2 separate regions of the Homo sapiens genome follow, and region 1 is linked to region 2. Evidence: chromatin loops called from intact Hi-C (ENCODE). Cell type or tissue: CD14-positive monocyte. All regions are shown on one strand. Each heading gives the region's core, and the rest is flanking DNA. Links, peaks and the distances in the headings are about the cores only.

Region 1 (8,077 bases), core at 3,149-5,648, 180 kb after region 2:
AAATAAGGTGATGACATAAGCCTCTCCTCTGAATCAGGACACCTTTGAGAGTGAAAGTGATATGTTATTAATAACCACAAATAAACCAGACAGATTAGGGAAAACTGGAAAACAGACTCCCGCTGAACTACAGAGTCGGGGGCTTTGACATCTTTGGGTCCCACATGACACACTTCCTGCCACATATATGCTCAATAAACGATCATCACAACAACTAGGGCATCTTGAGCATTTGCTTCATACAAACTTGTCCAATCCATGGCCCACAGGTCTAGGACAGCTCTGAAGGTGGCCCAACACAAATTCGTAAACTTCCTTACAACATTATGAGGCCGGGTGCGGTGGCTCACGCCTGTAATCCCAGCACTTTGGGAGGCGGAGGCAGGCGGATCACGAGGTCAAGAGATCGAGACCATCCTGGCCAACATGGTGAAACCCTGTCTCTACTAAAAATACAAAAATTAGCCGGGCGTGGTGGCGGGTGCCTGTAGTCCCAGCTACTCGGGAGGCTGAGGCAGGAGAATCGCTTAAACCCAGGAGGCGGAGGTTGCAGTGAGCTGAGATCTCACCACTGCACTCCAGCCTGGTGACACGGCGAGACTCCATCTCAAAAAAAAAAGTTTTTCTGCATTTTTTTAAAGCTCATCAGCTATCGTTAGTGTTAATGTATTTTATGTGGGGTCCAAGACAGTTCTTCCAATGTGGCCCAGGGAAGCCAAAAGACTGGACTTTCCTGGCTTAATGTATTAACTCAACAGCCCTCCCAGGAGCCTTATGAGGTAGAGACTGTTGTCTGCATCTTGCAGATGAGGAAACTGAGGCACAGATATATTTAATACTGTAACCTGTCTCAACTGCACAGCTAGGAAATGGGGAACCAAGACAGTTTGAGTCTTGAGTCTAGAGGTCGTGTGTTGGCAAAATCAATAATTCGCTCTTAGGGTCCTTCCCACCTCTACAAACCTCGGGTTCTTTTGATGTTTTTCCTCGTGTTTTCTCCTTTCCCAAGTCTCTCCTTTTGTCCTTTCCTCCTTTCTCTCTTGTACTCTGTTCTCTTTGTCTCTCCCTCTCGCTCACTCTTTCTGTTCCACCAACTCTTGCTCTCTCTGTCTCTCCCATCTTTGTCTCTCTGTGTCTCTAACTGTTGTTCCTGCTCTTGGGAACTCTCTATTTCTGTCCCTCTGTATTTCCCTTAACATCTTTTTTTTTTTTTTTTAAGACAGGTTTTCACAATGTCACCGAGGCTGGAGTGCAATGGTGTGATCTTGGCTCACTGCAGCCTCAACCTCCCAGGCTCAAGTGATTCTCCCACCTCAGCCTCTCAAGTAGCTAGGACTATAGATGTGTACCACACTCGGCTAATTTTTGTATTTTTTTGTAGAGATGGGGTTTTGCCATGTTGCCCAGGCTGGTCTCAAACTCCTGGGCTCCAGCAATCCTCCGCCTTAGCCTCCCAAATTGCTGGGATTACAGGCCTGAGCCACTGGCGCCTGGCCATGACTCCTTTCTTGAAAGACTCTCACTGTCTCTTCTCTTGCCATCTCTCTGCTCTTCCTTTTTCTGTCCTCCTTTGTCCTCCTCCTCTTTCTCCTTCTCTGTCTCTGCCTCTCTCTGTGTGTCTCTCTCTTCGTGTCTCTCTCTTCCGCACATCATGCATTCTTACCAACCATGACTAAACACTTATGCGATAGAAGAATATGTTTTCAGTAATTCACTGTGGGTCTTGGCTTGTAGAAATCCCACAAGCCAGGCTCTGTGCCTTCGCTACACTTTTGGTGAGAACTTCTGTGGACAGAGGCACAAAAGCCTCAAGCTGTGAGATTCAAAATCTGGTGGTTAAGCCAGCCCCTCAGCGCTCCCAGCCTGCGCCCCTCGTTGGAAACAATGAGTTGGAAAGTGTCTTGATGACTTTCAGCAGACAGACCTGCAAAGAAGAGAAGCTGATCTGGACTCTGGCCTTCCTTCACAACACACTGACAAGTAAATAAAACTAATGGCATGTGTTTCTTTTCTGCAAGAGAAGGATAACCAGAGTATATTTTTTGCAACAAATATGTATGTTCAAAGCACATGAAATGAATGTCTCTTGAAAGAGAAAATAGCCTTCGAATATCAGTTTGAAGCCAAGGAGAAAAGTAACTTTTTCTGGCTGGGCGCAGTGGTTCACGCCTGTAGTCCCAGCACATTGGGAGGATGACGCAGGAGGATCTCTTAAGCCCGAGAGTTTAAGACCAGTCTGGGCAACATGGCAAGGCCCCCATCTCTACGAAAACACAAAAATTAGCCAGGCGTGGTGGCGTGCACCTACAGTCCCAGCTACTCAGGAGGTTGAGGTGGGAGGATGGCTGGAACCCGGGATGTCAAGGCTGCAGTGAGCTGAGATTGTACCACTGCACTCCAGCCCAGGTGACAGAGTGAGACCCTGTTTTGGAAAAAAAGAAAAGTAACTTTTTATTAACATGTAAACAGGGAGAAAAGTAATCGAAAAGGAAAAAGTGGTACTCCTCATCAGTGAAGTGAGTGAAAAATTAAGTGGGGAGTGCAGAGAGGGAAAGAGAGGGGAAGGGAAATTAAGCAGAAGTCACAGTGACCCGAGGAATGAGGCAGAGGAGGAGGAGGGGGAGGAGAGGTGGAGGAAGAGGAGGAGGAGGCAGAGGCAGAGAAGGAGGAGAAGGAGAGGAGGAGCAGGAGCTGAGAGTGGGGGGAAGAAGGTGACTGATCTTAACAAATTTGAGATGAGACTTCAGCAGCTCCAGCTTAGGCAACTACCTGGTTGGCTCTGCCTGAATGAATGTCCACTTATGGAGGGAGGGAGGGAGACAGGGAGAAGGAGGAAACCTGGAGACCAAAAGGGTCCCAGTGATGTAGATAATCAGTCTCAAATCCCAGACTGGGCTCCACCCTCTTTTTCACCTTGGTTTCCGAATGGCTATCCCTGTGCTCTGGAGGGGAAGTGTTCAGACAAAGGCTCACTGGTGGCGATGAGTCAGGGCCCCACCCAGACCCTACCAGCCCCAGGAGGCCTCTCCTTGCCCATAGGCCTGACAGCAGCTGGGTGTTATCAGGAGAAAGCAAGAAACAGTAGGGGCATGGGAAGCCATTCAAAGTCACTCCAAAAGACCTGCTGTGGCCATAGGGTCTAGCTGCCAGAGCTCTGTAGCTGGGATGGCTCCATTCATCCTGGCAATTAATGGTGAGTTGGCTGCCCAGTGTTTGTCATTTCAATGTCAACAGCCCAAGGGAGACAGCTCTGTGGAGCAGGACCAGCCCAGCTATAAAGATCTGTCACTTGGCCTGGCCCAGTGGCTCATGCCTGTAATCCCAACACTTTGGGAGGCCGAGGCAGGTGGATCACTTGAGGCCATGAGTTTGAGACCAGCCTGACCAACATGGCGAAACCCTGTCTCTACTAAAAATACAACAATTAGCTTGGCGTGGTGGCACACGTCTGTAATCCCAGCTACTCAGGAGGCTGAGGCAGGAGAATTGCATGAACCCAGGAGGTAGAGGTTGCAGTGAGCCGAGATCACGCCACTGCACTCCAGCCTGGGTGACAGAGCAAGACTCCATCTCAAAAAAAAAAAAAAAAAAATCTGTCAACACACTATTTCCACCATCAACACCCTTCCTTTAGCTGTAAGACCTGAGAGGGCAGTATCCCACAGCATACCCAGCAATTGACATGCAGGCTGGTATGCAGCAGGTGCTCAATAACTGAACAAGTTAACATGCATTTAACTCTCCCTGCTGCCACAGACCAGCTGTGTGACCCTGGTCAACTTCCTTAACTTGTCTGAGCTACTACTTCCTCTATCAGGACACGGGAGAGTGCCAGTGAAAACACAGACTGTTGCCTTCCCACCTTTGTGAGATAAGAAAGCAGGAGCATCGAGTCCATAGTTGTCATCAAAATATGGTGGGGGTGGAATGGAGGAGCTACTTTCCCTTTCCAAAAGTCTGCAGCTTCTGTTGCTGCTAGTTCCAAGGGTGTGGTACAGATGTTACTTTTTAGGAAGATGGTGTGGGGATGTGGTTAAGAGCCCATGATCTGGGGGCTGAGTACCTGGGTTCAAATGCTGCCTCCTCCACCCATCACTACCTGGTGGCCACCGGCAAGCCACTTCATCTCGCTGAACTTGTTTTCCCATGTGTAAAACAGAGTTGTCAGGAGGCTTACGTGAGATAAATCCCACATCCCTGGCACATAATAGATGCTCCATGCACCTTAGCCATGATCACCAATTTCCACCTCCCAACACTGTGAGGGAGATGACTCTCCCCAGGGTGCAAAAGAGGAAACCAGGGCTGGCCAGGTGGAGAGGCCCTCTCCTGACAGCAGAACCAGAACCAGACACCCTTCTCCCACCCAGGCCCACCACAGCTGCCAAACATGAGGTGATGGGACAGCCCTCGTGGCCTCCACCCACCGCCCTGGTGGAGAAGTGAAACATGAACCCACCAGTGCAAGACAGAGGAAGAGGCACCAGCGAAGGTAAGAAGAGTCGGGTGGCCCTGAATTTTGTCAAAGGGACAGTCCAGGACAAGGTCAAGTCCGGGGTGGCAAGAGGGTGGAGGCGGTGGGAGGATAGTATGACAAGAGGGGTATGGGGGTTGAGTCGGCCGGCGGCCCGGGGTGAAAAGCTGGTCCCGAGAATGAGGAAGGAAGCCTTTTTATCAGTGTTAACAAGAACAGAGAGGGAAGTTCTTTGCATCTGGCCAGATACCTCAGCTGTGACCTCCTGTCTCTAAGGAGGGGGTCCCTGCAAGTTTTGCTTTCAAAAGTCTCTTGGGAGAAAACACAAGTCCCTGATTCTTAGAAGCTGCCTTCGTCTTAACTTAAGAAATCCCTCAGTGGCTTTTTGGTTAGCACGACAGGGTTAGCCTTTCTGACTGGTGGGCTTCCAGCCTCTAAGGATAGCTGGGTTTCCCTTGCTTTCGCCTACCCATTTGCAGGCAAGAAAACTGAAGCTGGACGCTGGCCTCCAGTCCTGTCTTTGCCATTAGCAGCCCTGGGATCTTAGTGCCTTCACCAGCCGAGCTTCAGTTTTTCCACCTGTAAAATGGAGGGTTGAGGCCACATCTTCCTTTTAGTCCTTCCTCTTCCCTTCCCTCCAGAGCAAGTGGTGTGGAATTCTAAGGCAAAAGTCACCCTGATTGAATGGTGTAGATTAGTCAAGAACCCAGCACTGAGGTCAGCCTCTGGAAGCAATTTAAGATGACCCAAGGATTTGAGATTCCAACCTCCTGCATGCAAGCAGAAGTGCTTCCTCCTACATAGGGCTGCCCTCCTTCCTGAGCAACTGGGCTGATTTGTGGAAGAAACAGCTGTGCTTTCTGGTGAGCTCCAATGCCAAACATGTAGGCCTTGGATCAGGCAGGATGTTCCATCAGCAGTCATTGTTCACACCTGTGCTGTATGGGCCAGGCATCGAGCCAATAGTAACACCTCCTTTCACCCCACAACAACCCTGTACCAAGCACACACCCATTTTATACCTGAGGAAGCTGAGGCTTGGAGAGGCACCGCGCCCAGGGTCATGTAACCACAGGTGACAAAATGAAGATGCAAATGCAACCTGAGTGATTCCTTTTGATGGAGCCACACCATTTAAATCAATGCTGGGTGATTGGATTATATGTAATTTTTTTAAATTAAAAACATTTTTTTGCCAGACACAGTTGCTCATGCCTGTAATCCCAGCACTTTGGGAGGCCGAGGCGAAGTGGATCACTTGAGGTCAAGAGTCCGAGACCAGCCTGGCCAATACAGTAAAACCCCGTCTCTACTGAAAATACAAAAAATTACCTGGGTATGGTGGTGGGCAACTGTAATCCCAGCGACTTGGGAGGCTGAGGCAGGAGAATCACTTTAACCTGGGAGGCAGAGGTTGCAGTGAGCTGAGATCGCACCACTGCACTCCAGCCTGGGCAACAGAGTGAGATTCTGTCTCAAAAAAACCCAAAAAACAAAACAAACAAAAACATTTGTTTCCCTATAATGAATAGGATTGCTTGTGTTTTAAAAGGGAGTAACCCAATCACAGCACTTGCAGATAACATTATATGTTGCCTGGAATCTGATTTAAACTATTCCACGGGGTGGGGGGTGGTGCAGAAATAAAGCCAAATTATCCGTGAATTCATAACCCTTGAGGCTGAGTATTGGATATGACGTTCATCATCCTATTCTCCTGTAGTGAACGTGTTTGAGAAGTTCCACGATATTAAAAAAATTTAAATTTAAAATTTAATAAGTCTAAATTCAAGATAAATGAACTAGCCTGGGAATGCCCTGTCATGAGGGTGGCAGTCCTTCGCCCCACCCCACAGCTGAAAGCATTTTAAGGTCGGCTTCGAGAAGGTATTCATTAAGGCCTCCTGGTTCTGCTCTCCCTGGACCACAGTGGCTCTCTTTGCGTCCAAGAGAACAATCTTCCCCCAGATTGCTGGCCAAGTCGCGACTGCGTGTTAGGGATCCCACAGCCAAGTTGTGGTTTTATGACAGAGTTTGGAACCATATGTGGTTCACGTTCACTCAGTCCGGAGACTTGGGGAATCTCTTATAAATGTTCTCAGCAAAGGCACAGTGGCTGCCCACATCCTGGGACACCCAGAAAACTGGGGAAGATGAGACCTCTGGCTTCCACAAGACAGCCAAGCGCCTGGGAGTGGCCCCTCTGCACTGGCCTCCCTCAGGCCCAGCACACGCTGCTCCTGCCTGTCCCCAGAGTCCCTGGGGAGTTTGACTTCTCTTCCCAGACCCCTCTGAAACAAGGAGACCTTGCCATGTACAGCCTTCCCTGTCCTCAGACGAGTGGAATCACCTGACCACTGTCCTGTATTAGACTGAACTATAGTCATTCATTGAGTCAATAATTATTTATTCAATTATTATTTATTGAGCACCAGCTATATGTACAGCCTTCCCTGTCCTCAAATAAGTAGAATAACCTGTCTAATGGCCTGTATTATATTGAGCTATAGTCATTCATTTATTCAATAATAATTTATTGAGCACCAACTATATGCACTAGGATTCTAGCATATAGCAGACAGATGGCCTATATAACATGTACACCATATAAAAGACACAGTCCCCATATTCCAGGAGCTTCTAATTTCCTAGAGGAGAAAGGCAATAATCAATAATTAATACTATTAATCATTTCATTATAATTCTGACAAATGCTTTAGAGAAGTACAGGCACTATGGGGGCATCAGGAATGTGATCTGATTGGGTGAGAAGGAAGGGAGTGGAGAGCCTTCAAAGAAGGCTTCTTGAGCCTTGGCAACACAGTGAGACCCCAACTCTACCAAAAAAAAAAAGCCAGGCATGGTGCCCTGTTTCTATCGTCCTAGCTACTTGAGAGGCTGAGATAGGAGGATCTCTTGGGCAAAGGTTGAGGATGCAGTGATCTGTGACCGCGCCACTGCACTCTAGCCTGGGCAACAATGTGACACTCTGTCTCAAAACAAAACAAAATCAACAAAGGCCTCTTGGAGAGAATAATATCTAAATTGAGATCTGAACATTTGAGGCATTAGCCAGCCAATCGGAGAAAAGGGGGTTATTCCAGAGAGAGGAAACAGCATATGCAAAGATCAGATGGACCATGGCTCCTTCAAGGAAGTGAAGCTATACCGTGTGTACTGTGTGGTATGAGGAGTATGAGAGGGAAGGAGATGCTAGAGATGGCAGAGAAGGAGCTGGGGGCAGTTCGCAAAGGAGCTTGAAGGCCAAGTTAAGGATGATGGAGTGCTCACGAGGTAATAGGTGTGTGTGCAGGGGCGAGTAACTTATACCTAAAATGAGTGCTTTTGTTGGTGGGAGCTGACTGGGTCAGAACAAGGTAATGTGAATGCTGCAGGGGCTAGGCCAGCCCACACAGCACATTTGTAAGAATTAGGAAAAGGTGCCCCTCTGGGAAGATGCAGCCCCATAGGCCCATGCTTAGGAAAGGGACCTGACCTGAATTTCACCCCCTCTATGCCCGAGCCAGCACCCTCGTGCAGTGAACAACCTACACAACTGTATACAATGGCCACAGATGCCAGGGAACAGTCAGAAGGGTGTAG
Region 2 (5,804 bases), core at 619-3,118:
AGCAAGATACTAGACAATCATAATGCAAACTTGGCTAGCACATTACCCAATTCTTGTGTGTGTGTGTGTGTGTGTGTCTCCAGAGATGGAGTCTCACTCTGTTGCCCAGGCTACAGTGCAGTGGCGCAATCTCAGCTGACTGCAACCTCTGACTCCTGGGTTCAAGCATTTCTCCTGCCTCAGCCTCTTGAAGAGCTGGGACCACAGGCGCCCGCCACCATGCCCAGCTAATTTTTGTACTTTTAGTAGAGAAGGGGTTTCACCATGTTGGTCAGGCTGGTCTCAAACTCCTGACCTCAGCTGATCCTCCCACCTCAACCGCCCTAAGTGCTGGGATTACAGGCGTGAGCCACTGCGCCCGGCCCCAATTCTATCTCCTAACAGACAGCTTTAAACTCTTCTATGGCATGTTAAAAGAAACAAGAATAAATAAAAGTACAACATTTGGGCTAGACTGCAATAAGATATTTCTCATGGTAAAGACTTGCTGGACAATGAAGGAAAGCAAAGAGGTTGTAAAAATCACCTTAACTAAGAAGATTTTAAAACAACACTATGCTGGAATACAGTCCCCTGGAAACTGCTTTAATGGCAAAAGGTGAAGCAGATGAAGCACACAGACATGGCACCATGTACTGAGTGCCACACTGCCTTCAAGGTGCTTCTGCATATCTGCTCAAAGGCCTCTAGTTCTCCAGAGTCAATGAGCAAAACCACAGGATGAGGCAGTAATGCCAGCACCCACGTTGGCAGCTCAGGCATGGAGTGTCCACAAAACAGGAAGTGGCAAATAAAAGAGAAGGGTTTCTAGGGAGCCCCACATAAGGATGGGCGCTAGGGCTCCAACTTGCTCCTGGGGGAGCCAGTGGCTAGATGACATTTCAGGGTACCTGCCAACCCTTAGATCTTCTCTCTTTTACTCCTGGAATAGCAACGACTATAATTATCAATATTAATGAGCTTCATTATGGGTTCTTTTAGGGAATAAGATAGAAACTGGTTAAAAAAAAATAGGTTCCCTAAAATCAATCGTACATTCCTTCTCCTTTTTTTAATGGAATCACATTTCCCCTCATTTAACCTTCAACACTTTTCTTGTTCTCCCCATTAAGGTCATTAAAATAAATAACAGTTATCAAAGCTAATGATACATTTTGACTTATCAGGCTCCCTGGAATTCCCACTGCTGGAGGGAACTAGGGATAATCAACTCTAAAACATCTTAATTCATTTTTTTAAAAAAAGGTGAACACTTACTGCAAGTGTATCCAATGCATCAACAAGAGTCAATGAGTAGTTCCCTAGTACATCATTGATGTTCAGATTTGAACTGAAAAAGAAAATTAAAATTCAACAAAAAGACTTTATTTCAAAAGAGAAGACAATAAAAGTAAACACCCATCAGAAACTATAATTGCCAGCAACTCTTATTTATTCAGGAACTAATTATGGGTGAATTAATACAGCAAAGGTCTTTCTACCCCCAAAGTAACACTTTCTATGGTGTCCATAAGTAGAATCAAGTCACAGAACTGTGGAGACACACTTGTACCAGAGTGGAAAGAATGCTCACAGGAAGTCAGGAGGCAGTGAGTCATCTCCTCTCTGAGATTCAGGTTTATCACCATAGACAATCTCCTTGGTCCTGTCCAACTTTAAAAAGCTCTGATTTCACAATCATTAGGAACTAAAGAAGAGCCCTTGTCATACGACCCACCTGTAATACTTTAATACAGAAATTAGACACCACAGCCTATATTACACACAAAAAGAAGTAAATACATTAATTGACAGTGTCAATATTACTCATCTGCCCTATGGTTGGGGGTATAAATTAACTTCTTTACACCATTTCTTCATTAATAACTCATCCAAAGGGTCTTGATTATTTCCGTTAATTCTGAGATATCATTTAACATGAACCTAGGCAGGAATTGAGGCCTTTCTCACTTCTTGACTGGAGCTACATAAACGTTTCTGCCACACACCTCTCACCCCATAATCTACACCAATTTTCCATTCTGAAACAACCTTAAGAAACCAACTTCAGGATGACAAGGGTGAAGCTCCTCAGGCACTGTGGTATGTCTTTGTAACACTTTACAAAAAAGTCAACAACAAAAAAACTAATACATCTGGGAGAATAGGGATGAAGAACTAGTAAAATAAAGGACAGTTTGAGAAATTCTGGGGACTTCATTTATTTATTTGTCCCATTCCCAAAAATCCAGAAAATAAGTGCAGAAGCTTGGAAAAAATGATAGTAAGAGAAGACATAAGACAACTGTTTAAAGATTTTATTAGCAACCAAAGCAAAAAAGCTCCAGTTTTATTTCCAGCAAGATGCATTGATATCTGCAGTCTTCCATCATATCCCAAAGCACTTCATCTGCTCCTCGGATCACCCTAATGGGTCCTTATCTCACCTTCCAGTCAGAGAAGCTTCTGGTGCACAGCACCTCTCGTGTTGTGATGGCTTGCTGTGGTCTCTGAAAGGCCTGTGCCTCAGCTGGGGAAAATGGGGCTTATGTGAAAGAGGCATAACAGCTCCAATGTCTCATTTTATTTGAACCCTCCAGTTGCCTTGTTTTATGCTGTTACACCATCTAATCTAAAGCAAAGAATTTATAGTAAAATTTTAGGCTGGGTGCGGTGGCTCACGCCTGTAATCCCAGCACTTTGGGAGGCCGAGGTGGGTGGATCATCCAAGGTCAGGAGTTCAAGACCAGCCTGGCCAACATGGCAAGACCCTGTCTCTACTAAAAATACAAAAATTAGCTGGGCGTGGTGGCAGGCGCCTGTAATCCCAGCTACTAGGGAGGCTGAGGCAGAAGAATTACTTGAACTCAGGAGGCGGAGGTTGCGGTGAGCCGAGATCATGCCATTGCACTCCAGCCTGGGCAACAAGAGCGAAACTCTGTCTCAAAAAAAAAAAAAATTTTAGATACTGTTTTTTTGAAACGAGATATATATGGGGGCTATAGTCTAGGAACTAGGGCTAGCTCATTTCCTATAAGCTGGGAAGTCAGAAAACTGCTTGGCTGGAAAATTGTACCTGTTTTTTCTATTTGTTGATTTTCTGGAAATAAACTTATACAATAGCAAAAGGTCCCCTCAAAGCAAGAGCTATGGATTCAAATATGCCTCTCAAGCGCAAGTGACAGCCAAAAAAGGTACAAAAAGTGCAAGGGTTGCAGGAGGGGCTCAAAGGAGACAGGGAGATCCTTACGCCCAATTCTGCCAACTCAAGAATGTTCTGCTCTGTGTAAATATTTCACTCTGTTGCTCTGCCGCTTAGAAACAGAGTGGGCTTCAACAGCCCACCTCATCAGAAAACAGCTCCCTCATCATGTAGCATCCAAGCTAGATGGTAATCAGGAGAACCACATGTAACTCCCCTCTCCTGAGTCACACCCAGATCTGCGGCATGTGTCATTCTATCCACCTGCACAGGCCCATGGAAGGAAGGTACTCACTGTGAGCACTGAACTCCTTTCTATGTTTTATTGTGCTTTGCCTTGTAATCTATAACTAAAATAGACCCAGTTTTAAAATATTTTTTACAATGCCCAGTCACTAAAAATTAATGAGCTGCCACAGTAAAAAAAAAAAAAAAAATTACTTGCAGTAACTGTGGGGTTTCTTCTCTCCACTCTAGTCAGACAAATCCTCTCTAAGATCTGGGGTATTTACTCATTAGAACACTTTTAATTCTTTCTTACCAAATAATTGCTACATCCTCTTTCAAAAGGTGCCAAAATAAGGGGGAAGTGGGAGTGAGGATGAAGGAAGAAAAAAAAACACCATAAAACTCTACTGGCCTAACAGCATGAAATTATTATGACTCCATTTATGCCAGCCCACTATGCAGCTCAGACTCTGGATTTGTTCTTTGTAGATATTCTTGTCAATCTCCAGCCTAACCTGATACCTTTAAGTTCATCCAGCAAGAACTCAATACCTTTCCCTGTAACCAGCTGGCTGAACCGCACAACTAAACGCTCCACTTACTTCACCAGGTACAAATGTTCATGGCATTCACCCCACTGTAAATTTTTAAAGTTCACCTCAAAACAGAAAAGATGGAGAAAACCATGGCCTTTGATAGAAAATTTTTGATTATGTAGCTAACAAAATCAAACATATGTGTTTTTAAATTTAAATTCCCATGTATACTTAACCTGTAACAGCTGTTCAGAAATCTACCTGGTGTGGTGTAGGCACAGAGATAACATAAGAAACAGTCCCTGCGTTCAAGGGATTGATAATCTGGAGAGACAAGACAAAGGGAAATGCAGGTGAATACACAACAGTACTCAATCCTCAAATAAGGTTAAAATGTAGAATCGCAGCTCAAAGGAAAGGAATCAAAAGAAGAACTGAGCAAATAAAGGAAAATCATCTTCAAACAGTTAGATGGTGTCACGGAAACAAGAGGAGCCTGACTCTGAAAGAGGGCAGGACTTTCCAAAGAAAGAGGAATGCAGAGGAGGCCATCTTGAGCTAGTAGTACCTAAGCATTTGAGGGGCCAATATTTGTTTGGCTTAATTTGAGATTTGTTTTGTTGTTTTAATAGCAATACAGTTGAGAAGAAATTGAGAATGGTCACATGCCCAAAAGCCAGAACTACAGTTAACCATTCACAGGATTACAAAAATATAATATCCACATTTACTCAAAGAAACTTTAAATTTGGATCCTCCAACCCAAATTAAGGATGTGAGAACTGACTTTGCATAGTTATCTTAGACAGATCTGCTCTTTTTAGAGTGTTCAGGTTTTATTCACTTCATGTTAACTCCTTACCTGATACCTCCCCAAGAACAAGTCACATGTACTTGAGGCAAGATAAGTTTGGAGCATATATGACTACAGAGAAACGGTAAGAGTGTTTAGCACCGAAATTTTCTATGTGTACTTTTTATATAATACTCTAATGGCAAATTCACTCTTGTTAAATGAGTCATTAGAATACATTTGATTTTTTAAAATCTGAAAGATTTTTGGCTGGGCTTGGTGGCTCACACCTATAATCTCAGCACTTTGGGAGGCCAAGGCGGGAAGACTGCTTGAGGCCAGGGGTTTGAGACCATCCTGGGCAACAAAGTAAGACCCCACTTCTACAGAAAAATTAAAAAAAAAAAAAATTAGCCGAGCATGGTGGGGCACACCTCTAGTCCCAGCTATTCGGGAGGCTGAGGCAGGAGGACTGCTTGAGCCCAGGAGTTCAAGGCTGCAGTGAGCAATGATTATGCCACTGCACTCCAGCCTGGGTGACAGAACAATACCCTGTCAATTAAACAAACAAACAAAAAATATGAAAAATTTTTATTACAGATTATTTAGTTTGGGGATGTGAAGTACCCTCCTGTTTCAAAGCCAGCATGACAATACTCTGGTTTTAAACTTTCCTCAAGGCCTAGTATTCGATAGCATAACAGGAGGACTACAGTCAATAATAATTTAACTGTACATTTTAAAATAACTAAAAGTATAATTGGATTGTTTGTAACACAAAAGAAAAATGCTTGAGGGGTTGGATACCCAATTTTCCATGATGTGATTATTACAAATTGCATGCCTGTGCCAAAATATCTCATGTACCCTATAAATATATACACCTACTGTGTATCCTCAAAAATTAAAAATAAATTTTTTTAAAAAATATTTAAAAAAAAGCAAAGCCTGAGAGGAGTTAAAGGAAGGAGAGTACAAAAAATTAAGTTTTCCACTGTTTGTAAGTGGCAAGTGTGAGGCGTCCATGCAAGGCTTCTTTGGCCTCCTCAAAGACAACAAAGGTTTA

Evidence for each region. Peaks named below come from ENCODE experiments on the same cell type or tissue, not always from the same donor. Only the 100,000 strongest peaks of a DNase experiment are listed, where the experiment ranks them.
Region 1: it touches region 2 in a loop (3-fold over the local background); 6 of 110 quality-filtered maps call a loop at or near these places.

The regions. Positions count from the first base shown.
Region 1 is chr3:5,008,308-5,016,384 of GRCh38, reverse strand. No RefSeq gene overlaps it. Among named protein-coding and RNA genes, the nearest start is that of BHLHE40-AS1, 32 kb to the right of the region's middle. RefSeq lists enhancers at 2,154-2,955, 2,956-3,758, 3,858-3,927 and a silencer at 5,508-5,567. In CD14-positive monocyte, for the core only: a CTCF peak has its summit at 4,262; DNase peaks (open chromatin) are centred at 3,784, 4,614 and 5,244; H3K4me3 peaks cover 1,672 bases; H3K27ac peaks cover 2,488 bases.
Region 2 is chr3:5,190,735-5,196,538 of GRCh38, reverse strand. It overlaps EDEM1 (ER degradation enhancing alpha-mannosidase like protein 1), which reads right to left. Exons shown (of 12, transcript NM_014674.3): 2 at 1,258-1,330. Among named protein-coding and RNA genes, the nearest start is that of EDEM1, 5.9 kb to the right of the region's middle. RefSeq lists enhancers at 1,450-1,519, 1,920-1,989. In CD14-positive monocyte, for the core only: no CTCF peak of the experiment used is centred there; DNase peaks (open chromatin) are centred at 728 and 1,588; H3K4me3 peaks cover 1,247 bases; H3K27ac peaks cover 2,012 bases.